Linked DNA regions of Mus musculus: all the other regions are linked to region 5. A link is a loop called in an ENCODE intact Hi-C map of the cell type or tissue named here. Cell type or tissue: left cerebral cortex. All regions are shown on one strand. Region 1 has its middle 29 kb from the start of Ccng1. Region 2 has its middle 440 kb from the start of Ccng1. Region 3 has its middle 380 kb from the start of A230004M16Rik. Region 4 overlaps Gabrb2 (gamma-aminobutyric acid (GABA) A receptor, subunit beta 2). Region 5 overlaps Gabrb2 (gamma-aminobutyric acid (GABA) A receptor, subunit beta 2). Region 6 overlaps Gabrb2 (gamma-aminobutyric acid (GABA) A receptor, subunit beta 2). Region 7 has its middle 25 kb from the start of Mir146.

Evidence for each region. Peaks named below come from ENCODE experiments on the same cell type or tissue, not always from the same donor. Only the 100,000 strongest peaks of a DNase experiment are listed, where the experiment ranks them.
Region 1: it touches region 5 in a loop (4-fold over the local background); 7 of 42 quality-filtered maps call a loop at or near these places.
Region 2: it touches region 5 in a loop (7-fold over the local background); 3 of 42 quality-filtered maps call a loop at or near these places.
Region 3: a loop joins it to region 5, with 3 times the contacts of the local background. A loop is called at or near these places in 2 of 42 quality-filtered maps.
Region 4: a loop joins it to region 5, with 2.0 times the contacts of the local background. A loop is called at or near these places in 3 of 42 quality-filtered maps.
Region 6: it touches region 5 in a loop (2.5-fold over the local background); 3 of 42 quality-filtered maps call a loop at or near these places.
Region 7: it touches region 5 in a loop (5-fold over the local background); 4 of 42 quality-filtered maps call a loop at or near these places.

What each region holds. Positions count from the first base shown.
Region 1 is chr11:40,782,491-40,786,490 of GRCm38, forward strand. No RefSeq gene overlaps it. Among named protein-coding and RNA genes, the nearest start is that of Ccng1, 29 kb to the left of the region's middle. In left cerebral cortex, no CTCF peak of the experiment used is centred here; DNase peaks (open chromatin) are centred at 408, 1,034, 1,441, 2,075 and 1 more place; H3K27ac peaks cover 4,000 bases.
Region 2 is chr11:41,191,802-41,195,801 of GRCm38, forward strand. No RefSeq gene overlaps it. Among named protein-coding and RNA genes, the nearest start is that of Ccng1, 440 kb to the left of the region's middle. In left cerebral cortex, no CTCF peak of the experiment used is centred here; DNase peaks (open chromatin) are centred at 1,316 and 2,407.
Region 3 is chr11:41,332,021-41,336,020 of GRCm38, forward strand. No RefSeq gene overlaps it. Among named protein-coding and RNA genes, the nearest start is that of A230004M16Rik, 380 kb to the right of the region's middle. In left cerebral cortex, a CTCF peak has its summit at 1,837 (motif pointing right); a DNase peak (open chromatin) is centred at 1,967; H3K27ac peaks cover 310 bases.
Region 4 is chr11:42,519,766-42,523,765 of GRCm38, forward strand. The region is part of intron 4 of Gabrb2 (gamma-aminobutyric acid (GABA) A receptor, subunit beta 2); the gene reads left to right. Among named protein-coding and RNA genes, the nearest start is that of Gm34591, 100 kb to the left of the region's middle. In left cerebral cortex, no CTCF peak of the experiment used is centred here; DNase peaks (open chromatin) are centred at 2,488 and 3,732; H3K27ac peaks cover 913 bases.
Region 5 is chr11:42,421,232-42,425,231 of GRCm38, forward strand. Gabrb2 (gamma-aminobutyric acid (GABA) A receptor, subunit beta 2) reads left to right here. Exons shown (of 9, transcript NM_001362647.2): 1 at 1-195; 2 at 321-412; 3 at 1,350-1,417. The coding sequence starts at 119. Among named protein-coding and RNA genes, the nearest start is that of Gm34591, 2.0 kb to the left of the region's middle. In left cerebral cortex, a CTCF peak has its summit at 2,234 (motif pointing left); DNase peaks (open chromatin) are centred at 57, 786, 1,083 and 2,220; H3K4me3 peaks cover 3,176 bases; H3K27ac peaks cover 1,401 bases.
Region 6 is chr11:42,526,897-42,530,896 of GRCm38, forward strand. It overlaps Gabrb2 (gamma-aminobutyric acid (GABA) A receptor, subunit beta 2), which reads left to right. Exons shown (of 9, transcript NM_001362647.2): 5 at 2,516-2,598. Among named protein-coding and RNA genes, the nearest start is that of Gm34591, 110 kb to the left of the region's middle. In left cerebral cortex, no CTCF peak of the experiment used is centred here; DNase peaks (open chromatin) are centred at 1,542, 1,791, 2,226 and 3,427; H3K27ac peaks cover 3,693 bases.
Region 7 is chr11:43,347,655-43,351,654 of GRCm38, forward strand. No RefSeq gene overlaps it. Among named protein-coding and RNA genes, the nearest start is that of Mir146, 25 kb to the right of the region's middle. In left cerebral cortex, CTCF peaks have their summits at 1,158 (motif pointing left) and 2,165; DNase peaks (open chromatin) are centred at 1,133, 2,167, 2,495 and 2,794; H3K27ac peaks cover 1,181 bases.

The sequences.
Region 1 (4,000 bases), 1.6 Mb before region 5:
GTCAACATTCTAAATCTAGTAAATAATAGATCTAGATTACACAGCCTGGTTTGTGTACTATTAATTATTTTTACAGAGGGCTTCTGCGGGCAAATCAATGGTGGCATCTGGAACCCCTTTTTCTTATGCACACCTTCTCTTTGGAATAACGAACCTAAATTAAATACTTGTTTTAGTCTAGGATGATGGCTAAGGAAGCTGTGACATCTCTTTATGACTTTCAGTTTATTTTTAATTACATGGATATGTGTATTTTTCTGCATGGGTATGTGTCTATGAATGTGGTGCCCACAGAAACCCAAAGAGGTTGTAAGATCCACTGGATCTGGAGTTAAAAGTGACTGTGAGCTGTCCGAGGCACTGTGAACCAAACCCAGGTTCTCTGCAAGAAGAACATGTGCTCTTAACCACTGAGCCATCTCTCCAGCCACCTACTCAGCTCATTTTAACATACTATCTTTTCCCTTTGGTCCCTTGGCTGTCTATGACTAAAAACTTATTGAAGAAAAATTAACAGTCCCGTAGTTAGCATATTAAATAGACTTTTATCCCTCCTGCCAATGTTGAAACAACTAATTATCAGCCCTGGTTGGGAGCAAGGACATTTGACCTCTGATAGACCAACAGAATTCTTCAAAGAGGAAAGGAAGAACGAGGTCCCCTGCTCTCTCAGTTTTTAGTCATCTGATTTAATTGACCAAGAATAGGATTTGGTACTCAAGTCTTCACCGATGCACAGCGTTAGAAATAATGATTACAGCAAATCAGGGCTCATGAATATGCAGTTTATTTCTGCTTTGAGACATTTCAGTTATCTAAATTAAAAACACAAAATTATGGATTGCAAAGAAAGCAGTAGGGACTTTTTTATTTTATTTTAACAATTGGAGAATATCACTGGAAGTGAAGTCTTCCTGCCAACCTGAAACACATAAATCATTGTGCCAAGAGAAGGATGCTTTTCTAAGTGCTGGCTTTAACCCTACCCCCACTCCAAAATATACTTAAAAATAGACCATGGGAGCTTTAATTCATGTGGGTTTTCTTTTTCTTTTTTGGTTGTGAATTTCACTTTCAAGGCTATACATTCCAGGATTGAATCTAACACCAGCTTGTTCACAGGATGTTCCTTACATGCAACATCCACGCTCAGAAATTCAAAAGTAAGAGATTGGTTTTGGTGCCTTTTCCTTCCTGAAGCACCATTCCCCCCCCCCCCCAGAATCTTCTGGAATGTTCTAACTCTTACTATCTGAAGTCGCTGTAGTTTATTAATATTGACCCTATAGACCTATACCTATGTTTGAAAAATTACCTCTTCCATCTGCTGCTTCATGAAAATGGCTCATTTGATTCCGTCTTTATTCATTACCTTTTGAGGCAATCTGGCTAGAGAGTGGAAGTGCATGTGTTAATGTTTCATAATGAGTCAGGTTAGAATTGTCTTTTTCTAAGTTAAGTTTGCTAACCTCATTTCTCTGAGCAATGCCAGGCAGTTACTATGTGGATAAAAACAAACTTAATCATGTGACAAAGTAACTAAATACAAGACAGTAGGACTAAAATGACCTGTGCGTTTGTGATAATAATTAAAAGAATATGGAATTTCGTGGTACACAGGAGAGATACAATGGCATAGCTGGTGATTTTTTGCATTTCCTAGTGAGAATGGCTTATTCTTGTGTGCACTTTCTCTCTTCAGTCTCAGAATCTTCTCTCTTCACATGGCAGCTGAGGCAGGCCCTGCCAGTTAAAACATGGCATTTGGGATCAATGACTGATTTTTCTTAAAACAGGGCGAGTCTAATGAAACCATGATGAAGACTGGCCCATCTAGTTAGTAATGGGTGAGGGTAGAGATAACCCTCGTTTGCAGGGATGGTTGTTTGAAATGAATAGAACAATTTATGCGAAGAGAGTTGCAGAATCAAAAGGAGAGGTCCAATTCCAAATCTCGTGGGCTCACCGAAAGGCATAAGCAATCCTGAAGCAAAGTACGTCTGCTGGTTGGATCGGGCAGGCTTGGAATGAGAAAGAATGTGCTGAAATGGAGAACATTCCTTGAGGCTTTGCAGCGTTATTTCTGCTTCAGCCATATGCATCGCAAAGTCTTCTTACATAAAACAGCTTGGCATTTGTCATTGTAAATGCATATGCTGGCACATTTGTCATGTTCTTTGCATTTCTGAGTGAGCCTCTGCTATTGATGAAGAGCCATCTTTCCTAATAAAAAAGATCACAGTATCAAAAACAAAACTGGGTGCTTATTTCCTGAGTGATGCTACACCCCTAACCATGCTTTGCTTTTATGTTTGCTTGCGCTTTCACGTGAGCTTGCGATGACAGCAATCTGAGATTCCCCAGGCTGTCTTGCAATCTTGACAGCCACTTTCAGTGAATTCTGCTTTCTTGCTACCTACTGGTGATAAAAAGCAAATAAGTTTCATGCCCAAATTCAGCACTGAGCAGGTAGCTAGGACTCCTACTGTCCTACCAGTAAAGTAGCCTTTAAGAGACACTGGTGGCTGCTGAGATATTAGGAAGAACAGATTTATCATCTCATTTTCTTGGCTAGGTGGGATGCCAATGCACTTACAGCAGCAATGGTGAGAAGCTTTGGATAATCTCCTAGGCAGAGGAAGCATCCTGATGGTTACCCGACACTTGGAATCTCACAGAGGCTGAGATTCCTTTGCTTTCCCCATGTTATCCTTACTCTCACACCATCCTGAGTAGAGCAAAACACATGGATCCAGGTAGCATTGAAAGGAGGATCATGGCAGACATTAGAAGTAGGACCAAGCTAGTTACCAAATGGAGTAGGCTAGAGGAAGGGGGAAAGCCTGACCTTTGTCCCCAGCTTTTTTGATCAACGAGCATAGTTAATTAGAGAAATTAAATCATCACAGCCCAAGGTGTCCTGAGCTAGTTTACTTGAGGTCATGTGTACATCACAATGAACAGCCTAAGTTGATAGCTAAGGCTCTTACCTGGATAATTCCTAAGTTACACCAGGAGCAAATCTAGTTTTAACAGAATAAAACAGATGAGTTTTGAATCTGTGTCACAAAGGCAATTTTCTCACTTAGTGATTTTTATTTGGTCTGAAAAGAATCAAATAACTCTTTGTGAGAGAAAATACAATAAGGAAGTAGCCACATTGTTGTTATAGGTGACACGTCCTTCTCTTCTTTCTCACGTGTTTGTTGCCTAACATAGATTTCTATGGTTATTGTAATAAAGTACCACAAATTATACAATGGGTATTTATTGCATCGTTATTCTGGAGGCTGGGTGTGCAGAGTCAAGACGTTGGCAAGAATGATCCCAGCTCTGGACTGGGAGGGAGAATCAGTGCCATGCCTCTCACTGACTTCTGGGAGTCATCTTTGATGTTTCTTCTCTGGGGGGACTGCCTTAGTCAGGGTTTCTATTCCTGGACAAAACATCATGACCATGAAGCAAATTGGGGAGGAAAGGGTTTATTCAGCTTACACTTCCATACTACTGTTCATCACCAAGGAGGTCAGGACTGGAACTCAAGCAGGTCAGAAAGCAGGAGCTGATGCAGAGGCCATGGAGGGATGTTCATTACTGGCTTGCTTCCTCTGGCTTGCTCAGTCTGCTCTCTTATAGAACCAAGACTACCAGCCCAGAGATGGCACCACCCACAAGGGGGCCCTCCCCACTTGATCACTAATTGAGAAAATGCCTTACAGCTGGATCTCATGGAGGCATTTCCCCAAGGCTCCTTTCTGTGTGATAACTCCAGCCTGTGTCAAGTTGACACAAAACTAGCCAGTACAGGGGACCATCCCATCACTCTTGTTCTCTGTCTTCACATAATATTTTTTCTATACACTACTCATATTAGAGCCCATGTTCATATCCTCATTTTAATTTGGCTTCCTTCACAAAAGCCATATCTTCTGATAATTCTGAGCACTCTCACTCTCAATCTCTCTCTCTCTCTGCATGCTTGTATATATGTATTTTATGA
Region 2 (4,000 bases), 1.2 Mb before region 5:
AGATAGAAGATTTTAAGAATCCTAAAGGAAGTAGGTTTAGGGAAATATCTAAGCCTATAGGGAAATATCTAAACCTACAGAGTCCCTGAATATTTGTCCTTTGGAAGAATGAGGTTTCCAAGGGCCCAGACATTTGGAGCTGCACACCATCAGAACCATGACTTTTACTTTTTCGGAGAGCTGCAAGTTCATTGCTTGCCATGTAGATGCATATTGTGTAACCCTCCTTCCCTACTTCCACACTTTCAGATCATCAAGTGAGTTAATTGAACAAAGGACGGCGAGCTTGCCAAAACTGGAGAAACTGTTCTCTGACCTTGAAAGTAGTTTTAAGTGTAATCTAATTTAAATAGTCCCAGAGCCTCTAGATAAATATAACTTGGTAGATAAATTGTATTTTGGCAGTGTAAGAAGTAAAACTCATTTTAATATATTTATTAAATACATATTTAATTTATTTATGATTAATTTAATGCATTTTCTAAGAATTAAAATTTATGTATTTGGGAGGGTCAAAGAGCCAAGTTAAGTAATTATTTTTCCCTCTAGAAGCATTATATTAATTTTTATTTCTCAAATGTTGTGGTTCACACTAGTGTTTATGTGTTAAAATGTTTGTGTTTCAACTGTTATGTCTTCCTTATGGCATGGCAGTCCTGCATGCATGTGAAATGTCACAGTGAGGTGAGGTGTAAGTAGATGTGCCCTGGATGAAGTAAATGATAGCCTGGTATTCTCTGTACAACACAGATACTGTACCTACTGGCAGTGAGTACATGTGCACCTATATGATCCCTCTGTCTTCAGACAGTATGCTTTCTCTCCTTGAAGTTTCTCAGTTCTCAAGAATTTGAACATATATACCTTGACAAAAGGCAATAAGCCCTGTTCTCTCGTGTCTAAGTCCTAGGCTCTGATAGCCTTTTACGGTGATTTGGTTGGGAAGAGAGAGACTTTTGCTCTTCTGTGATGGCGAGATTGCATTTTACCTTTGCTTCGGAGGCTGCCATTTCCTGCTCAGAATTTCAATGGTAAACTTACTTCATTCTGAGTAATAAAACTTGTACAAATCCTAACTGTTCAGCCACTTCTTCTGTCCCCTGTGAAATGCACTAACAACTTGAGAAACGGAGCTAGGCTTTCTGTTTTTGCTTTGCATCCCGAGGAAGGAAGTCAAATACCAAAGCTCCTCTGTTCCTTCGTCATCTTTCAGGAGAACACACTCTTGAAATCGACAGAGAGATGTGAATACGGTTTTTATTTTAACCCTATTTGATTTAAACCTGCAATTTGGCTTACAATTTTCCTCTGGCCCTATCAGCCGGGTGTTCTCGATTAGAGAGGAAAGCATACCAAAAATAAACTTGGCTGACCTGCTTGCTGCTTAAGTGACGTTTCGTATCATATGCTCACCAGAAATCCATATCTGTGAATTCAATATCCAACTCTATTAAGAACATGGAATGGGACCAGCTACATAAGACTGTAAAATACTGAACTTCAAAAGATGTTTGGTCTTTGGAATACTGGTTTAAATATAATGAACGGGCTGTCTGTCAGTGAATGTCTGGTAGGAATACTGTAAGGTGATGTATTTTAGATTCCAATTCAGCAAAGGATCAGAATTTATCTCTGTAGCAGTATGACTTCTCCCAGATTTCTAAGGTGAGGTTTAATCCTGGGGGTGATGGCGTTCAGGAGTAGTGCCCTCAGGTCATGATCAGGCCAGGAAGGCTGCTCTTCCTAGAGATTATTATAAAAGGGCTCGAAGGGACAGATGCTTCACTTGTGCTGTTCTGCCATGTGAGGACCCAGAGAAGCAGCAATGAGGAGCAGCTTGAACAATGCTCTGAAGTTGACTGTGCCATGTCTCAGACATCCCACTTTTCACAGACATGAGAGATAAGCTATCACAGGCAATTCCCTATTCTGAGGGATTGTAGGGCTGTTAACCTAATCTTTGGCAACCGTGTTCTAAAATGTAGACCAGTTATGCTTATTTATTTCTGAATGTGAACTCTCTGGGATTTGTCCAGACAACGGTAAATAGAGGAACTTGACTTTGTAGACCCTCAGTATGGGTGGTGCTTTCTCTAACCTACATTTCAGAATTTGCTCTAATAAGGTGAGGCACTGGTCTCTATTGATACTCTTCACACAGAAGTAGTTTGCAGAGATAGCTTCAAATATTAACATACCATTTTATAGTTAACTGTAAACTGTAGCTGAACCCTCATTTCAGTAGGATAGAAAAGCAACTCCTCACTTGTAGAGGGGTCTTCTTGGATTTCAGCACCAGGGAGAATGAGCCACCCAGCTGAGAGGGGAAGAGAGGTACTACAGATGTGCCTGTTTCAGCTTTTCTTAGGGCAGCCCACACAAACATTTCAGCCCATGACTCATCGACTTTCGTATTCCTAAATGGGATTTTATTTTTGCCCGGTTTTAAAGAACTTCTGCAGCCAGGATTTAATTTTTTATTTTGCCAGTGAATGTATTTTGGGGAACAGAGATTTTAGGAATATTGGTACAGTGGGACATTTTTGGTATGTGGTGAAATGCATGCACACTCTTTTCCTGAGTTAAAGGCAGAAAAAGCCTAAGACCATGAAAAACTTGTGCTTAAATACAATGTTCAAAATATAAGTAAAACAAACTTGGTACAGGTACCTTCCCAGTTTATTTTGTAAGAACGGTGGTCATCCAACTACTACTACGATTTTGAGGTATTAGTGAGCATCAATATTCTTTGAACTATTTACAAAACTTTAAAACAACATGAAAAGTCTTGATTTTTTGTAATAGATTCTGATAACTTCATTAATTTATACATCTGTAGTTGAAGGAAAGCCTATGTTAACTGTAGCTCTGAGGAGAAGAAAATGAAATGATTTTATTATTTGGGTTTTCTTAATTCTATCTCTGGTCTTCCTGGTAACATAAGAATTTTAAATAAAAAACCCTCTTATTATAAAAATAAGATGAAACTGGAAGTAAATTTCTTTCTTTTTAAAAATAAATATTGTGTTACATTTGGTGTGTGTGTGTGTGTGTGTGTGTGTGCGTGCGTGCGTGTGTGTATGTGTGTGTACAAAAGTGTACCATGGTATACATGTGGAGGTCACAGGGAAATCTATCAAGGTCAGTTCTCTCCTTCCACACTGTTGAGAAAGAATATCTATTTATGAAAAATAATGTTTTAAAGTAAAACATATTTCATATCAGAAAAAGTCGTGAGCACTGATCAGAAACATTTTGCCTAAAAGTGTTTATCTCTTTAGGTAGAAAGCCATTTCCAGTTGATCATGGTACAAGAATTGGCTGCCTCATGATGGAAACACTATATGCTTCATTTCTTGAGTAATGAAAATAGCAACAACATCAACTCTGAGGATACTGTCCAGTGTCCAGTAGAGAAAGAAACCACCAGAAATAGAATTGTGATGGCTTCCAGGCCGTTGTTTAAGTTCTTGGAATCTGAGTTCTCATCATGGGGCAATGGAATTTTCAACGGGTAACTAGTTGTATCACAGTCATTATTCAGGCCATGTGGGGTTTTGTTTTTCAGAAGTGTTACCTTTCAAAAGCAAATGATGAGAAGTGACAAGTGGATAATAGAATCTCATATAGAAGTTTCTGAATCAATATTGGCCAGGATAAGGTAGGAACTAGACAGACTTCTGGTCAGTAAGATACAAAACAGCAGGTAAGTGAGTGCAGTCATTAAGGATGGAATGTAATTATGGGGAAAGCTGCCAGGCCCGGAATATCACAGGCTCTTCTAAAACACCTCTGTGCTTGGATTTGTGACCTTTCAAATCTGACATGTGCATAAGCAAATGGTCTTGACTGTTGGCTTGCTCAGCTAGTAGACATTAAAAAGAAACCTCTATATCTCCGCACACTGCCCATGGTTTGGCAGAGTGAATTGTACAAGAATAGCATTTTTATTTTATCTTTTTAAAAAAGATCCTTAGATTCCATACCTATTCTAATGGTT
Region 3 (4,000 bases), 1.1 Mb before region 5:
ACTAGGCCATCTTTTGATATATATGCAGCTAGAGTCAAGAGCTCCGGGGTACTGGTTAGTTCATAATGTTGTTCCACCTATAGGGTAGAAGCAGTCTTAAGAAAAACAAGAGAGCATCTATGCCCTCTATTAGGCTGGGATATATCAGTCAGGTATCTGTCCCCATGCATGTTGGCTAGCACCAGCACCTGTAGGAAATCTTCAGTCTATGTTTGTTTATGGTCTTTACAGAAGGTTGATTAATGGGGAACTTATAGGTCTTCAAACAAGTTACAGGCAGACTCTCATTTTTGGAGAGATAATGGAGCTGAGAGGTGATCTGAAGGACCTCGTCCTTGTTAAACATGTGTTGGGGCTACATGACTGACTACGACAGCCTTGACTTCCATGGTAGCCCAAGTTTATTTCCCACGCTTTACAGTAACTAGCTGGGTTTGCACTTTGAAAATATAACCCAAACATTTCCTGTTTTAAAGGGCTAGGCTGAATACTCACCATGGGAAACATGCCCATGAGGTTTGTTTGTTTGTTTGTTTGTTTTCCTCTCTTCACTATGAATGTAAATCCATCCTGGCCCTACTTCACTGGGTTCCAGTCTCAGTATCCCCTCTCTCTTCATTAAAAAGTTCCACTGGATCTGATTGCTTTTCTTTTTATCAAATTATCCCCTCAAATTTTTATGTATATATTATAGAATTCAAAGAAACATTAAATTTTTTTCACTCAGTTTTAGACCCACAGTATTTTCAAGTGACTATCTTATTTAAGGAAGATTCCCTGTTTGCTTTGTTAGTCAGCTTCCTCTTGTTGGGATAAAATGCCTAAGGAGGAGAGATTCATTTTTGACTCACAGTTTAGCAGGTTTTATTCCATGTTTGTTCTGATCCTTTGGAGGCACTAGATGCATAGTTCTTCATGGCAGCAAACCTTGTGACACTTGGAGCCATGCTTCTTGCAGCATTTTATTTTCATCCAGGTGAAGAGGGAGAGAGTAGAAAAGTGGAAAGATCACGAGAGAAGAAAGAGAGGAAAGGAAGGGGACTGAGCGAATGACTGACACAGAGAAAAGAGATGAGATATAGAGAAGACACAGATGGAGAGAAGGGAAGAAAAGAAAAAAAAGAATGATGGAGAGAGAAGCAAGAAAGAGCAGACCTAGGGTGTTTGGTGTAATGTTTATCAGACTATGTGGGGGTATTTAAAAATATTTCTTTGTGGTTTTCTATCTCTGAGTTTTCCTGAGTTCTTGGTTATATTAAAGTAGCATATCCTTCAACAACCATATGATTCGGGGAGTTTTATTTCATCCTATGTTTTGAATTTTAGTTCTCTCAAAACAATAGTATGCCTTGCAGAATAGCTCTTAACATTAGTAAACTCCAATCAGTCATCTAATTTCTGGGACTGTGCTGTAAATAAAGCATCTAAATTCTAATTGCCAAATTCAAGGTCACAAAGAATTTTCCAATGATTATTCTTAGGAGTACAATTTTAGTGAAAGAAGCTCTTATGGTTACTAAAATGAATAAGCTCAAACAAAAATTCACACATAAAAAACAATGATGATTATTTTATAAGACAGTTAGCAGATAATTAAATATGTGTAAAAATAACATCAAAGTCATTGAAGGACATTCATAAAAACACTCTTAAATACAACGTTAGCCAATTAATGATAAACTGCTTCATCATTAGTTCTTCACAGGCAATAGGACGGGTTCTCTCCCACTGTGGGTTGATAACTTGCAATATCGTTAATTTACATGATATATATAGAAGGAAAAGAGAAGCATTTTTAACTTTATAAGGAATATACATTGCTAGCTGCCAATTCTGACTTATCTTAGCCAGTAGATGTCATTCTCTCTCTATTTTAATATGGCTTTCCTATCTTCCTTTAGTAGACTCTTCTTGAGACATGTTATGAAACTGAGATTCATTTCAGCCTGCTTTTCTCTTCTTCATCTTTCCCAGTTAGTATCTTTGTCTCTTCATTAATAGGAAGAGGACTAGAGTCCAAAAAAAGAGGTCATTCAGATAGCTTGCCTTACTGAGGGATATTTCCCTACATATTTAAGACACTCGACAATGCTGACTGAGTGTCAGAGTGGAACATCCCCTAATGCATTTTAGGTACTGACAGACACGGAAAAAAATCTATTAATAATGCTAGCAAGTTGACAAGGAAATCAAGATCTCTGAAAGCACTAAGAGGATTTCTTTTAATATGTTATGCACCCTTTTCCATGTACAGTTGTAGATGTTATCATTTCCTTAAAATGACCTCGGCTTATCAAGACCCAGGCAACTGGCATTTCTTAGTATAAAGCATTTGCCTAGTGTGAACAGGGCCTTGGGTTTGAACCTCAGCAAGGCAAGGGTATGTGAGGATTTAGAAAGAGATATAAGTAGAACCTTTAATGAGGCTGTTAGTTTAAATAGCCATTTATTTTTTATTTTTACCAAGAAATGAGAAAAAATATTTTCTATAAGGATTTCTACAAGAATACCCAATCACTTTGAAGGTATATTTTCAGAATTTATTTATTTAATTACCAAAGTAAAGTCTTTCTTTGTATATTGGCCTGGCAGGGAACTATGTATGTACTTCATTTATGCCTCACTTCCTACCTCAGATTTCTGAATGCTGGAAATACAGGCATGAACTACATATGACAACAAACTCTGAAAATTTCCTTCAATGAGTGCCTATAGCTTGTAGTACACACTGCTAGTCTACTTTGCAAAATTATAGAAACTGTTGAGACTACACTTTTGAACTTTGAAATAAGATTATGCATGTTAAACCCAAACCATGCCATTTGTTAAGCCTTTGAGCTCCTAAAGGCATTCTTCTGATTTTCTAGAAATAGCTTATCACAAATAAGAAGCATGGATGTAGTTTGATATGATTTTCTATAATTCTGATTGTAGAATCCATGGGGTTATCTATTAGTTCAGAACAAGTTCACGTGTTTTTCTGTCATGTCTCCCTGAATAAGCTATCAAAATTGAATGTGTGTTGGCTACAGAGATAGTTCAGAGGCTGAAAACCCTTGCTGCTATTGTAGAAAACCTAACCTTGGTTCCCAGCACCTGTTCTGGAAGGTACACTGTCTCCTGTAACAATAGTTCCAAAGCATCAGATGTCTTTTTTGAGCTTCTGACTATCCTGCACTCACATTTGTCCAAATAAACATACACACAGAGAGACATATTCAGTTTTTAAAATTGAATGCTACCCATCTTCTTGATAATCATGTTACACTTCCCAAGCTTCAACAGCTGAACAAACTGTAAAACTGTTAAAATTTAGAAATAAAAAGAAAGATACAGGGTTTACATACAAATTAAAATACAGAGGTGAATTATGACCTCTTGTCTACTAAGCCATATATGTTTCCTTGGAAACAAGAACATCAAATTTCCCCAGCAGTCCCTGTTGTGAATTATTTTAGAGAGCAGCAGGAGCCTCTTTTATGCTCCAGGGCATAGTGGCTGATTCTCTAGGCAACAGTTTGGATCTTGTGGAAGATACTTTCTTTATGTCAACTAATTAATCCTTTTCTGTGGGATTTAGGGGCAGAGATTATGAAGATCATATGCACATCTCTAAGGCCTGAATCGTAAGGTTAAGTATACAAAATTCAGTCATTTGCAGCAGAAGTGATCTTCTATATCTTAAATAGGAAACCTGTAGCCAAATGGACAGGGAAAAAAAACTTGTCATTTATAATCTCTTTACTGAGAAGATTAGTGCCAATAATAAAGAAATTTCTAAATTTATCTATAATCTCATATTTAAAAGGGATTTAAGATATGCCCTTTGGGTGGTTAGTGTTTTAAGAATAACATAGTATAATTTGGTCTCCATGGTTATATCCAACTACATTTGCAATATGAAAATAAGGTTAATAAATGAAAATAAGGTTTATGATATTTATTGTTAAATCTGTACTGTGATCTTATGCTTGAGCAAATCACTGTTAAAGTAATAAAC
Region 4 (4,000 bases), 99 kb after region 5:
ACTTCTAATCTTCCTACCTCCACCTCCCCATGGTGAGACTAACACATGTGTACCAACAAGCTTAGTTTTATGCAATGCTGGGGACAGAATCCAGAGATCTGTGTTTGCTAAATAGGTATTCTATCAACTCATCAATGTACTACACATCTTTTATGATATTTTTGACTAATTCTATCATAGTAATTTTATTAATATTATTATTAATCATTTTATTCATTTACATTTCAAATTATATCCCTCTTCCTAGTTACCCCTTCAAAATCCCCCATCCTATCCCCTCGGTCTTTCTCCCCTTTGCCTCTATGAGAGTGTTCCTCAACCTACTTACCGACTCTTTCCTTTCAGAGCTAGCATGCTGCTATGCTGGGGCATTAAGCCTCTACAGGACTAAGGGTCTCCCTCAATAGATGTTAGATAAGGCCATCCTCTGCTACATATGTATCTCGAGCCATGGCTCCTTCCATGTATACTCTTTGTGTGGTGGTTTAGTCCCTGGAACCTCTGGGTGGTTCAGTTAGTTGATATTGTTCTTTACATGGGGTTATAATCCCCTTCATCTCCTGTCCTTTCCCTAGCTCTTCTATTGGAGTTCCCAGGCTCAGACTGATAGTTGGCTGTGAGTATCTGTATTTGTATTGGTCAGGTGCTTGTAGAACCTCTCAAGAAACAGCTATATCAAACTCCTGTCAGCAAGAACTTCTTGGCATCAGCAATAGTGTAGGGAGTTGGTGACTGCAGATGGGATAGATCCCTAGGTGGGGCAATCTCTGGATGACTTTTCCTTCAGTCTGTGTTCCACATGCAAACTTACAGTGCCAAACTGCTTCTTTAATTGCTCAGTCTTCATATATTAAGAAAGATTTCCAGTATTTTCTACTCTTTTTAAGAGTGTTTTACCACATTATGTGTCTAGATCAAAATTCAGCTCAACATTCGCATGTGTTTGTATACACATACATGTGCACATACAAATATACACAAAAGCCTTTCTGTCTTTGCCAAGTCACAAAGTTTGTTCAACATCTCTACATATCGGTGTGATTTCACACTAATTCACTAAGATGAAATTTCAGGAGTCAAGGTAAGTACAGTAGATACGTCTTGTTTGCTGTAGTCAAAAAATCCTTGAGAAACGTTATACCAGCATGTCCACGGCATACAGGACTGCATCTATTTCTACACAGTGTCTAGATATTACACTTTTAAGTTTTGTGGTGATTATGTAAACAGTAATAATCGTGACTTTGATATACATGTGTGGTTACTACTGATATTAATCATTCTGCCAACAGCTTTGTAACTATTTTATATAAAATCTAGAAATAGTAAAAAGTACCACGTACCTAAAACTATTTTGCTGTTGAGGTCAGGTGGCAGAAATCCCTGAGATGGTAGCATATATGGATTTTATTGGAATCAGTAATGAATTGCCAGTATGCTGTACATGATACCTCATTGCAGATGCAGATGTAGTGCATGTGAACTATGCATGATGATAAACAGTTGGTCACTTAGATTTTTTTGGTCTTATAAATTCACCAAGATTCTAAAGAATGGGAGAGAGTGATGGGATGAGAAAAAATGAACCAAAGGTGTTTTTCTGTTTTGTTATGCTTGCCTGGCATAGTCTATAGGTGCATAGTAGGCTATGAGGGGCTGGTTAAGGGCCACTTCAGTCCCACCACAGTCTTGAATGTTTCTTGTGACAGCAGCCATTCTGGGATTGCTGCCATCTTGCATAGAATACAATGTAAAGTCTTCCTTTTAAAAAAACCTTCATCTAGCTTCTCTTCACAGCTGATGATCCCAAATAAATACGTCTCAGGGACAGCTTCAAGAGAACCCAACCTTAGTTAGACTAGACAATGCCTGAGTCTATGGGGGGAGAGAGAGAAATACTACAAATAAGCACCCAGAATTCTAATAGTGATAGATAAATGAGGCAGGAATGGGTAAGTGAGCACCGTCTTAGAGGTAAAAGGGAGGGGATGAGGAAAGAGGTTGGTGAAGAGAAGACCAGGAAGGGGGATAACATTTGATATGTAAACAAACAAAATTGTTAATAAATATAAAAGAAAAAACACAGGAGGTGAGCAGTGGCGTGCAAGGAGCACAATGTTAGCCGCGCAGTGGAGAGGCCATCTTAGAAGGGCTATGATGAACAGATACCAGAATGACAGGTAAGAAATTCCTCACTTAAGACAGAGGGAAAGGGATAGCCATTACCTTGTCTCCAGATTCTTAACGCAGAGAACTCCAGAAAGGAACTGTTCTAATTTTTGACAGCATAACTGTTAGCGCCTCTGATTTTAAATACATTTCTATAATGTATTCTATCAGTCAAGAACCCAACAGGAAACAGATGGTACACCAAAAGTGGGATAATTTGAGGATGCAATAAAAGGACTATTTACAAAGAGATGAAAAAACATTACCTCCTAACTACACAGGATCAGCAGGTTGCCATCAGTGCCCTAGAATTCACTTTTCAAAAAAGTAGGGAGGACTGGATAGCCCATGGGTCCAGCAGAAAATGGGCTTAGCATCCCTGGGTTTTAACTTCCCTTGGATCTCAGTTTCATGTCCTGCTCTCCATTCCCTGTGCCAGACAGCCAAGCTTAGAATAGATTGGGAAGTCCAAATAGACTGGTTTTCAGGAAGACAAAATTCAGGGATTAGGGTTAGAGGGTACAATCAGAGAAGCAAAAGAAGGCTCCCACCTGTGTAGTTTGCATTTTAAGCTATACTTAGAAGGGACCAGAAAGAAGGGAGGAGACACAGCTGTAGTTGGAGGTTGGTCTGTTCTAGGCAAGTCCTCAAACATCTGTTAGCTATTTAAAAATATAAATAAACTGGCTGTGATGGCCCAAAGCTTTTGGGACTCCAGAGGTAGAGACAATCCGCTGTGACTTTGTGGACAATCTGGTCTTTACTTAACAATTTCTTTACTACCTAGGATTGCAATCTATATGTCTATAAAGGAAGGAAGGAAGGAAGAAAGGAAGGAAGGAAGGGAGGGAGGGAGGGAGGGAGGGAGGGAGGGAGGGAGGAAGGAAGGAAGGAAGAAACTGATGAATTGTTCTGAAATGGTAGGTTTCTAATGTGTTATGCAGAAAAAAATAGTTGATTATTTTAATGGATATAACATCAAAAGCACCCAGTATATTGAATCATCATTCTAAATTGTGAATAAAGTTCAATTTTAAAATAATTCAGAGTTCCGATTCTTATTGTAAGCCCCCTTTTAAAAATAAATCATGGTTCTATTAGATCTCTTACTGTGATATAAAATCAAATTTCAGTTAAATGATAATCAAATTATGAGATCTTTACTTGTCCTTGTGCCTCTCACTTCTCTTGATGTAAATTTTATGAAGAAAATATAAGACTCTAAGATAAACATAGGATTTGTATGTAAAACTACAAAAAATGTAGTATAGGGAAGATGGGGAAAGGCAAGTAAGAACCTAGGTTGGGACATTTATATTAATGTTTGTGATGAAATGGGGTTTATGTCCTTACAAAATGAGAACTTGCATGAGACTTCTCGTCGGATTCCAGAAACAGGCTATTTATTTAGGGAAATTTCTTAAATAATAGTGTCTGCATTTGTGGCAGAGACCTGGGTAGCCCTTTAATGGTCACAGCATCTTTGCAGAAAATGAAAGAGTCACGGAAGGCCAAACATCTGCAGAAGAGCACAAATAGCTCTAATCTGAAATGCATGATTTATCAAATGGGAACATGATTGCCAGCAATCTTACTTTTTTGGGTGATTACAAAGTTGAGCGTAGTAGTGCATGTGACTCTATAAGAGGACTTCAAAGGAGCTTTTAAAAACAATTATGCAAGAGTCTTGGAGATTTTTAATGTAAGAACAAGGCCTTTGGAGAGGCTAGAAAGACATACAAAAAAAAAGTGGGGAGGAGCTAAGGAGGACCTTCAATCAGAGGAGAGAGTATTAACAGAGACTCCTTAGGGAGATGCTTGTATTTACTTG
Region 5 (4,000 bases):
CCTTTGATGTTTTGGTACGCCGTGCGCATGCGCTCCACATTAGAATTACTGCACTGGGCAGACTAAGTTGGATCTCCTCTCTTCAGTGAATCCCTCAATCCCACCAGAACCTAAAGGGATGTGGAGAGTCCGGAAAAGGGGCTACTTTGGGATTTGGTCATTTCCCTTAATAATCGCCGCTGTCTGTGCTCAGAGGTAAGTGTCCCTTTCCTTTCTCACTTGTCAGGGCTCTGTCTGCATACCTCTCTGTGAGCAGGGCTGTTGAAGATGCCGTGCTGTCTTCTTTATTCATTCCTGGTTATTGTCATTTTTTTCTTTAGTGTCAATGACCCTAGTAATATGTCGCTGGTTAAAGAGACGGTGGACAGACTGTTGAAAGGCTATGACATTCGTCTGAGACCAGATTTTGGAGGTAATGGGATTGCCTTGCAAATAAGAAACAGCCCAGCTCCAGCCCAAGCTGTCTTTTGGGCTTTGTGTGCACTCTCTTTCCTCTCCTTAGTTGTGGGCGCATGTGATGTATAGAATGTTTTCCTATTTTACCTTGCTGAGAAACAGATCCAAACTTAAGCCAGTTTCTGTCCAGCACTTGAGAGGTCTTTCAAGAAGACCCCCTTAGAGTGTGACCAGACTTTGTAACCGCTCTCGTTCTCCTTCACCGTGATACATCTTTGTTCCCAGTCTGAGGTTTCTTGAGATACAAACCTCTTAAGTTTAGTTAACAGTGTGCCCAGCCGGGGATGTCTTATAATGTGAGTATTTTTGAGGACACAGTGTGCAGGCGGTTGGCTGAGAGGTGGCTTCAACTCTCTGTGCCCATCTACTTTAGAAGAGTTCTGGCCATGGTTTAAAGTGGCTCATGTCGGGATTCCACCCAGCCCTATATGCGAATGGCATAGGGGAGAAGGGGTTCTGGGGAATTGAGAATAAAGATAGCAGAGGAAAAAGGGGCATCTCTCCCTGGAGCCCCAGATATGCTAGTGTGGCCATTTAATTTTGCTCAGACTCTTAATGGAATTAAAGAGTTAAAACCTACACACAGAAGTGGGTGGGGAAAAAAAGAGGGGGTTTCAATGCAATCTACACGAATCCCTAGGGCTCTGTGAGTTGTAGGAATTCACATGCTGAGACATCAACATGTGTAGACAGAGCTGGCAACATTGTCTGACCAGCACATGTGTGCATATTCCTAGAAGAGTATCCCCACATTCATACTGCAAAGATATGGGAAAGTAATGAATATATGGATTAGCTCTACAGAGGGGGTTTCTTTAGAGTTCCCAGTGACAACTCTTCGTATGAATGACTAAGTTCTGAGAAGTCACATGGCTGACCATCTTGGTTTGCAGGTCCCCCTGTGGCCGTAGGAATGAACATTGATATTGCCAGCATTGATATGGTTTCTGAGGTCAATATGGTGAGTATTAATGCTCATAGATACGTCTCTATAATGGGGACTGTGTGGGGGCTGTGCAGTTGCTGGGGGGGGTGGAGTATGTTTGAATATGTGTATAATGTGGGGACAGGAGAATAGTATATTGCTCTGGAATTCATGGCATGTGTAATTACAAAACAACTGCTGGTTTTTTGCACTTTTCCCAATTTGGATCCAATACAGAGTGAGTAAAGTATCTCACACATTCACTTGTACAGGCAGCAATATGCTGGAAGGCCCCCTGCAGAAGTGATGGCTCTCACAGCTTCCTGAAAGCCTCAGTTTGTCGAGTTACAGTTCTGTGTTTGGGGCTTAGTCATGGTAAAAGGAGCATTTAAATGTGACTAAATAAATAAATGAATAAATAAAACAACCAAACAAAAACCTACCAGGAAGTCTATCATACAAACTAAACTCTCACAGAGTGACTAAGTAATTAGTTCTGGGGTGTTGATGCCCACTTGTTGCTTTAGGAAATTGATTCCTAGTACTTAATGACATTTGACATCTCTGCCCCTCCCACCACCTTCCATCTCCTTTAACCCCTTCTGCTAATCCACTGAAATCAAATAAAAAACTGGCCAGTCTTTATCCAAAAAGGCAAGATTAATACCAAGTGTACTTTCTTACTGCTCCTGCAACACTAATCATTATGTGTACCAAGCACACACAACTTATTGTCAGCAACACTCAGTCTTTGGACAAAGGATAAGAAGAGAGAGAGGGGTGTGAGAAGAACCTGTGTTCTCCAACAGGGAAGCACTTTTGGGGGGGTATGCTTCATGCAGGAGCGCCCCCTGCTGCCCACGTTGGAGCACTGTGGACATAACATGACAAGGACAAGTGTCCCAGATTCCCCCAGTTAACTCAGGGACATTTCTCCTGTAAATTCTCTCTCTCCCTCTCCCTTTCCCTCTCTTTTCCTCTCCCTCCTTCGCTGTTCCCTTCCCTTCTTCTCTCCCTCCTTCCCTCCCTCCCTCCCTCCATTCCTCCCTGTTTCCCTCCCTCTCTCCTCTCCTCTCCTCTTTTCTTCTTGGCAGTGTATCTAGATCAAGTGAGCCTTAATATTCCAGCAGTCCTTTCAGATCTGATAGCACACAGCCCATTTCATATTGTTCTATGACATCCTCCTGTCTTCCTGTCTTGAGACTGGACAAATAATTAAAGACAGAGATGAAATGTGTAAGCTTTTATACAAACACTTCTAAGCCAGCCATTGGGACATAAAATTTAGGGCATACTAATTAACTCAAGAAATTTGAAGTATTAGGATTTAGCCTGGCTCTCACCTAAATTTAACAGAAGTTCTCATATTCCCAGAATTCAAAGTGGCATCTAGCATATCAGTTACAGATGCTGGGCAATAACAATCTAAAGGCATCATAAGATTCTGAGCATTTTTCAGAGACTCTGGGGGGATCATCAACTAACTTAGCAGTGGTTTAATAACAGAAAGTTTATAATCTAATAACTGGGAATATTTTTATTGTATGATACACAAACACAGAAGAAAGATAACATTGGATGACTTGAATATGTTGAAGTTGTGTCCTAACCTGGGTACCTCTACAATCCCAGGTACTTGGCTCTAAATTGAATTTCTAATGTCAAAGTTAAATAGAAATCAATTAAGGTTTTATATTTTCTACATATGCTTGGTCAGACTTGTATCTCATTTATTATTTTAAATTTTTTGCTCATCTTCTTCCAATAAAGCTTTATTTTACTAACTGCTTTTTAAAGACATCACAAAGTATCTCATAGAAAAATATTTATGAGATAAAGCAATGCTCACAAAATGACTCCAGGTAACTAAAATAGGTTGGAAATGACTTGAGGGTATTATATCCTTACATGGCATAGAGTGTTAAACCTTTTGTTCTCTTCAGAAACTTCAACTGACCTTTTCCCCCTGCATGTACCATTTTGGAGTGGGATCAGAGGTGGACACAATGCCAAGACCTGCTAGTCAAAATATAGATCCAGCTGAGGCAGGGTGTAATCACTTTGAGCTATTTACTGTTGCAGAGAAGTCATGGGATGTCGAAAGTGCAAAAATAAATGTCAGCTTGTAAATGGGACAACAGTGTAGCATTAATGATTTGAAGCAGGTGTGAAAAATTCCAAGCCAGACTCCTTTCTTAGCTTAATGCTGACACCAGTGCATTTGTCCAGCCACACTTTGGGCTTCCAGTCTTACTGACCTAAAATGAATCCTCCAAAACAGTTTTGTAACACATATAACTACTATTTTGTTTCAAAATATGGTTATTCACTTGGAAGCAACAGATGAATCAGGCCCCCATTGGTAACTCACTATGAGGCTTGTATTGTATCTAGTGCAAAGGCCTACCAGGGTTAGGATGTTTTGATTATATTTATTATCTAAAGAATGATTTTTTTAACTATTTAAGTGAAATCTCAAGGTTGATTAATGCCCTTGTTTGTTCATATGGCTTGTGACCTATTGTCTCTGGTAGCTGTAACTTTTATTATTGTGTATCTGCCTTTCAAGAATGGCATTCCACAGACCAGTCACATATTTGAACTGCAGCAATATAAGTG
Region 6 (4,000 bases), 110 kb after region 5:
AAAAAAGGAGTAAAATAAATAATAAATAGTATGAATATTAGAAGAAAAAAATACTTTTGTTGTTGTCGTCATTGCTGTTACTGTTGTTGTTGTTTACACAATGGCTTGTGTACCCCAATCTGGCTTCAAACTTACTACATTTGATCTTAAACTTCTGGTTTTTCAGCTACAGTCCTGTTCTGGAAATAGAACCCAGGGCTGTATATATGCTAGGTGAGCATTCTATTGACAGAGTTACAGTGTCAGTCATCCTTCCTTTCACTTTATTCTGAAAACATGAAGAAAACACATTCCTTCTGTAATAGCATCAGGGGACTTGTTTATCTTAGTGTATACAGAATAGTTCACGGTTATTAATTGGTATGAATATGTATTAGCAGAGGTGTGAACTACAAGCTGTAGTATTAATTACAAACTTCACCTCAATTACACAGCTGGCTTTCTGTACCAGTTTCTCTTATTTTTTGAAATTGTAATTACGTCCCTGAAACAGTCTTGTCTTTTGTGTTGGTTTACCAGACTCAGTAAGTTATTTGCCCTAGTTTCTAGGGAGAGGAATCCACGTAACGACTTTCCAGAACAGCACTGGCTTATGGCTCATCTACCATTTCCTAAATTTCATTTCCTCTTGTAAACTGTAGGTTAGAGGAAATTCAGAGTGTATCAATCTATAATGCCATACAAAATTTTAAGAGGAAACAGTAGGCCAAGAAGAAACCCATCCAAGTACCATGTTACAAGAATATTAAATGTGAATATTCATTTTAATGTAATTTGTAGAATTTAAATGCAACATAAATCTCATTGAAAGCTGAAACAGTCAAATTGATAAAAATAACCTTAAAATAATTTTCTTCATGTAATTTAAATTGATTAAATTCCATTTCTTGTTCAACCTACAAAAGGGACATCTCTAACCTAAGACACAGTGCCATTTTCAGTCAAAACAGACTTAAAGCAATAAAATACTCTTCCAAATACAAAGTCTTATAATGAGCAAATCTAACTGCTTGCCTCATTATAAATTAATGTTTTTTCTCGTTCAACCGATATTTATTGAATGCCTTTGCCCTGAATTGAACAGTCTATGCTCATAAGCAGCTTAAATTTTATTGAAAGAAAAAGACTCTTCTGAGAAAACAATTAACAAGCTAATTCCAGATTGTGGTAATTGCTTGAAGGCAGTGAACAGAAAGCCAAGATGGAGCCTAAGTTAAGACAGTCACTCTGGATAGGCTGTTCTGTAGGAGCTTCTCTGAGAGGGAAGGATTTGAGTGATGGAAGGGAGGGGAACAAGGGGGGAGGTGTGTTATAGACATAGAGAACAAAGGTGGGGGTGGAAAGGCATTGTGAGAAAACAATAGGAGAGGCTAGTGGGAAAGGAGAAGAGAAACAAAACATGTGAGAAAGAGTCAGCCAAAGTCAGTTTGGATTCTCTTAGAATAGCCACTATATTTTTCACAGATGAGATGTACTCTGTGTTTTGTGTGGAGGATGGAATCAGGGACACAGATGGAAAGGACTGAGGTCCAGCTTCTGCACTGTCTTGTAGGGGAACCAATGGGGACAGACTTATAGGAGAAAGTGGGATAGTAGAGAATTGAGGCAGAGCGACCTGCAGGACTCACGAAACAAGGAAGAAATCAATAAGAAACCTGCTCTGGGAAGCATTTTTGTACTACAGAAAAGAAAACTAAATTAAGAAACATCATTATGAATAAGCAATAACATATTCCCAGTCTACACCTCCAGTTTTTCAGATTCACCCAAGTATATTCCTGGAATGAGGCTCCGTGGCTTCTTGGTTTAGTTCCATATGATATAGGTGCAGTTTGGAAAGTACAGTCTAGGCTATTTCCTCCAGAGTAGAGCTCTGTCTCATTTTTCAGTTTCTAGCTGAGCTCTGAGCTCCTACAGTTGAGCAAAAGTAGGTTGTCAAATCCAAAAATATGAACTTCCATTCTTTCTTCTCTTTCTAAGTAGCCAAGAGTACATCAGATTATTTAGGACAAAATGATTAGGCATAGATAGAAGGCTCATGTGGGCTGTATATTAGTGAAGATGCTTACAAAGTACAGTATGGTTTTAAGCATAAAAAATTATGGATCCAAAGTAATCTTGGTAGAAGATTAGACTTTAACATTTTGCAAAATGATGGAGTAAAGCAAATGTGAGAGTCATTAGAATATTTTGTCACCATCTCCAGTCACCTGAGATACAACTAGAATGCCCCAAAGGCACTCTGGAGACTTCAATGAATTGCATTTGAAACACATTTAGGTAATTTTGGTTGAAGTTGTTAGTGACCCATTGAATACTTACATAATCAAATCTCTTTAGGAGCCAGAAGAAGAAGTGTGAAGGAAAATACTTTCCAAAAGAAGATCATTCCCTTGTATGGATGCTAAGGCTAGGATTAAGTCTCTAAGAGGGTTATTTTTTGTTTGTTGTTTTTTTTTTCTCTTCTGCACTTGGCATTAAGCACTAACAACTCATATTGCCAATTCTCTTCTAGAATCACAACTACGGCTGCCTGCATGATGGACCTAAGGCGGTATCCACTGGATGAACAAAACTGTACATTGGAGATTGAAAGCTGTAAGTGTCGGCAGATCCAGCCTGGCTGGACTTCATGTTTGAGGCTCACCTTAGGCATGCTAAGCAGGATCATACTTCAATCAACCAATCAATGATCTTGACAAAGTTGCTAGAGTAGTATTTGAAATTTGGTCCAGGCAAACATTGACACATTCTCTCCACCTTAATGCTGTCACTTTCTTACATCTATCTCGAAATCCTTGAGAACATGTTTAGGGAAAAGTGTGATTTGTCAACAAAAACAGTACTAATACCCTGGAAGGAAATCACAGACTGTTCAGGCATTTGATTTGGTACGAAATTGGTGCAAAGGTTAACACAAGCCTTAGAAAGAATGTGAAGGTGACAGCATGTGATAAAATGGCCCAGTTGTCCTTGACACTCATGAATACTATCCCTTATAGTTGATAAGTGAATGTGGAATGTGGCCATGAAGACTGACTGCATTAGGAACGTCAGACTATTGCTTCTCAGCCTTTTGGCTAAGATCATGTGTAAGAAGGTCGGACTGTGGAGTTTGTTTGCTTGTTTTTGCTTTGAAGCAGGATTGTCAGAATTGGAAACTTAGCTTCTGGCAGAAGGCCAAAGGCCATACAGGAAGCAAGACGTGTGTGTGTGTGTGTGTGTGTGAAAGAGAGAGTGAGACTATGAAAGAAAGAGAGTGAGCAAGCATGCCTTTAGGTGTGAATGTTGATTCTATATATGATGCTGGCCTGTTTTGTAATGTGTTTGCTTTTTTAGCACAATGGATTTCATGATCGTGAGTTAGTCATCTGCCATGCTGGGGGGAGGGGCTAAAATGTTGATTCTGTAATCTTTCTGCATCCTAGACATCTGCATTTAAGGGTAAGGAGAAGCTTGAGTCTGCTTTTTCCACCCATGCTTTGGAGCACTTTTGTATCTTATCCCAGTCCATAGTTAGAAGTTGACCATTTTAACTCAGTGTTCAGTACAGCAAGAAGCTGGACTGTGTGATATTTTCTGCCTCCGAGAAAAATTTTAACTGTGGCAAGCAGCAAGAGTCTAAATCACTGCTCTGAGCAGACAGAGCATTTATGAAACTTTGTGCATATTTTTACTCATTTTAAAAAGACAGCTTCTAGGGGTAATTAAATTTACACACACTTATATAGAAACTAATTGCATGCTTATATTCTAACTCATCGTTATTTCCAAATTACTTCTTCACATTATATAAAACTAGTTCATTTAGCTGGCCTATAGGATTTCACTGATTAATTTTATGTAAATATCTTTGAGATGGCATTGCTTGTTACATGTGCTTAACTTGTGGTACAATATTTCTCAAAGACCAAATTTTTAGGCAGTTTCAGATGCTCAGTGGGAGGATTTCTTGGAAAAAAAGTTTGCTTTTTGGTGCCACTTTATTTTATTATGATTA
Region 7 (4,000 bases), 930 kb after region 5:
TTGAGCAAAAGCTCTACCACATGGCATTGTATGGAAATAGTCTTGCCTGGCCATAAATACGATCTATGACAAGGCAAAAAAAAAAAAAAAAAAAAAAAAAAAAACCCTTCTAGACCAGCGCTTCTTCTCAAACTGTGGGTCAAATGATCTATTCATAGGGATTGATATCAGATATCCTGCATACCCAATATTTATACTATGATTCATAACATTAGCAAAATTACAGTTATGAAGTAGCCACAAAATAATTGCATGGTTGGCGTCACCACATGAGGAGCTGTACTAAAGGGTCACAGCATTAGGGAGGCTGAGAACCCCTGACCCAGCCATGCCTTGCTCCCAGTGGACTTTCATATCTACTCCATTCCAGGCAGGCAGCCTGGGCTGGCTCAGTAAGTTCTGGTTCAGGATAAGGAAGGAGTTGATGTGGATTTCAAGACAGCGTCAACGATCACAGATGCTCACTAACTTCTGCTCGCAGACCTCACTACCATCAAAGGGTGCAGACAGACACAGAGTGAGTAGAAAGAGCCAAAAAAAATACCTCACTCACCTCTTACCAAGCTTCTACCTGAGGTTTTTTTTTGTTCTTGTGTGTAAAGTGCGGCCGCCTGTAGAAGTACGTAGATCCCAGTGTGGGGATGAAGGAGCGGATTTAAATGCCTCATGGGAAGGAGTCTATAGAAACCACGTCTGCCATCTTTGCCCTTTGCCTCTTGGATTTAGAAAGGATGATGATGCCCCATCATCTCGCCTTTTGTGAAGAAGACATTTAAGCCCAGGGAGAGGTAGTGGGTTAGGCTTCTTACAAAAGGTCACACACTGTCTTGGAAGCGGAGGCTGAGGTCTTACAATTCCCAAGAACTTCTTTAAGAACTATGAAAGGTTAATTCTTATCCGAGATGCCTCTTGCTTTGTTTCATAGGCAGTAAGATCCTACATCAAAAGTCCTAAGAAATTTCTTTTCGGGCACTTTGGTGCATGAGATCATCAGAGTAAGTAGGCACGCAGTGCATCCAAGATGAGATACAGAGATGTGAGATTCAGAACTTGAACTGTGCCAGCCTCACAAGCCCTGTTGTCTTGCTACCTGCCGGCTTCTTTTGCTGGCTTTCTTTAGTCCTTTGCTTTGGTGCTCCTGCCCCCTAGTGGCCAAGAACTGTACTGCAGCCACTCTCTGTGGCCCACTCATTAGGCAAAAAGGAGATAAGTCCTTGCAGGGCCACTGTATCTTTGTCTATAAAAACAAACCTCGCTGTGATTTAAAATAAAACAACAACAACAAACCACAAACAGATAACCCAGCAGTATCCACAAAAACATAGCTGGGAAGACAGCTGAAGCTGAGTACCAAAGATTCTAGTTTGAAAAATAACAAGTGTATATCTGACTTAAGGACGGTGGAATGAGGGGAATTCTGGGAAGTTGTGCAGGGGAGCCTAGGATAACTTAAAAATATCAGATGATGGCAGTGTCTTAGTACATTCCAATGAACACCAAGAGAAACACTCAGAGCCTTGTCTCCCTCCCTATCCTTGCACCCATTGGCCTCCATCCTCACACCGGACCTGCCCTCACTTGGCCTCTTAGTCCTGCCAGACCAAAGCCCAGAACTCCCACAGGCCATGGGCTCATCCCTGTGTCTATGAGAGAGAACATGCTAATTTTCATTCTGTTGCCGTGATAAAACAATGACCAAAAGGAACTTAGGAAGGAAAAAGATATCATCTGGCTTATGCTTATCACAGTCATGGGGGAAAAAAAAACAAGAACAAAAACTACAACACCATAAAGATAGGAACTCAAGCAGAGATCATGGAGGAACGCTGCTACCTCATCTACCCTTCATATATCTCCAAGGACTACCTGCTTAGGGATAGCGGCAGCCACAGCAGACTCGGCCCTTTCTATATCAATAAATATGCCATACAGTCATGTCCACGAAATAGTACGATAGAGAAAATTGCTCAATTGGAGTGCTTCCTTTCTAGGAGACTGTCAAGCTGACAAAACTAACCAGCATGAGCCAGATAATTCCCAGCTCCAAGTGAGTCATGAAGACCAGAGGCCACGCCCTCCAGAGGTCACGCCCTCTTGAGGTCACGCCCTCCTGAGGAAGATCCAGGAGCATTCTCTGGGCATAGATGCCTGGGAAGAATCACTAGACACACAAATTCAAGAGTGGCGCTGTGGAGTAAGCGACCTTCAAGGATGTCACAGCTATTTTTTCTCATTCCATTATGATGTAAGGATTTGTAGGCTGGGGAGACTGAGGTGGGAAAAGCCTGGAAAGCTCCCTAGAGTGAATCCCACCGTAATTCCTTCCAAGAAGCATAAACAGGGGCCAGTGCAGCAACACCCAGAAAGCCTGTAACCCCAGCACTCGAGAGCTGAAAGCAGGTCAGCCTCAGCTACATAGCAAGTTTGGGGTCAGCCTGGATTGCATGAGACCCTGCCTATAAACAAACCAGAAACAAAAAGCCAGCATGCCACATAAGAGCCTTCAACCCGTTCTGGAGAAGAAGGCGTGACATCTACAGCCCTAGAAAGCAAGCAATGACTTTGACCCTCTGGAAGCCACAGGACATAAAATGACTGGCATTTGATAACACCACTAAAATGGAACATTTCTATTCCCAAAAAGACGGATACTGTCAATAAGATTCCTTTTTTTTTTTTTTTAATCTGATTAAACTTTCTCTTTTGCTGCTTCTTTGTATCTCTGGTTGAAATGGAGCAGGATGCAGGTTACCATGGTGACGGCTTTTTTTTTTTTTTTAAACAGAGCTCAGGAGCTCTGGCTGTTGGCTGTAAGACCCCAAGCAGGAAATGGGGATATCAGGGTGAGCAGAGGATGAGAGGGACAAGAAAGAAAGGCGCAGGACTCATCCCAGGGTGCTGTAACTTCTCCAACTTGTTCTGTGACACAAGAATGGGAGTCAAGACTCAGCTGCCTCATTGGATGAAGGAAGCAGAGGCCAAATGTGTGTGGGAAACGTACACATCTTAACCTTTCCTTACTTGCTCCTTTTTGTGGCAAATAGACATCTGCTTTTGCACCCCTTCCCACTCTTAGTGGACACCTTCCACCCAAGTTTTGGAAAGCCCACCAAAAACCTAATCCAAAGAGGCATGATAAAAAGTTAAAAGTACTGAAAGCAAGAGCCCCATCCCGACCCCCACCCCCAGGAATTTTCAATGGAAGGGAATTTGAGGTTGCCAGTCCCATTGTTATCAATTCAAGCAGCTTTTGCCTCACATGCCTTTTCTGGTTTCTTCAAGCCCATCTAAGAACAGAAAACAGAGAGTCTTCGAGAGGCTAGGGCTCCCCATGGAAACCTGACAATCAGACATGGGTCAGAGAAATGACTGACAAGAGAGGAAAGGAGTTGCTGAGAGAAGTTCCCAGGGCCCTTCCAAATTCCAGGCCAGGGAGATAGGAAAATGGAATGGATAAAGCCAGAGAAAAATCGCTGATACAAAACCTGTTGGGGGGTGTGGGGTGGCTGGAGAGATGGCTCAGTGGCCTTCCAGAAGTCCTGAGTTCAATTCCCAGCAACCACATGGTGGCTCACAAACATCTGTAATGGAATCTGATGCCCTCTTCTCTTGTGTCCAAAGAGAGCAACAGTATATTCACACATAATAAATAAATCTTTCAAAAAAAATCTGTTTTGGATTCTCAAACACTGATGGCAGCCAGCTGGGGCAGGGGTTGGTACCACTGGCTGCTTTGGTGACCTTGTCCCCACAGACCGCAAGAAGGACATTTATTCATACTAGATCATAAGATTCCTTGCCTCTGCTTCAGGAGCTGTGGAGAAGGGTTGATGCAATCTATCCAGCCCTCTTCACTTGAACTTTGGAAGTGTGTTGCAATACCAAGGCAAGAATATCAATAATAACATGGGCTGAGTGCTTGCATGGACATTGTTCAGGGTCAGTCTGAAAATGATCCCATAACTTAGAAAAGCAGCTTGCCCATGCACTCATGATCACC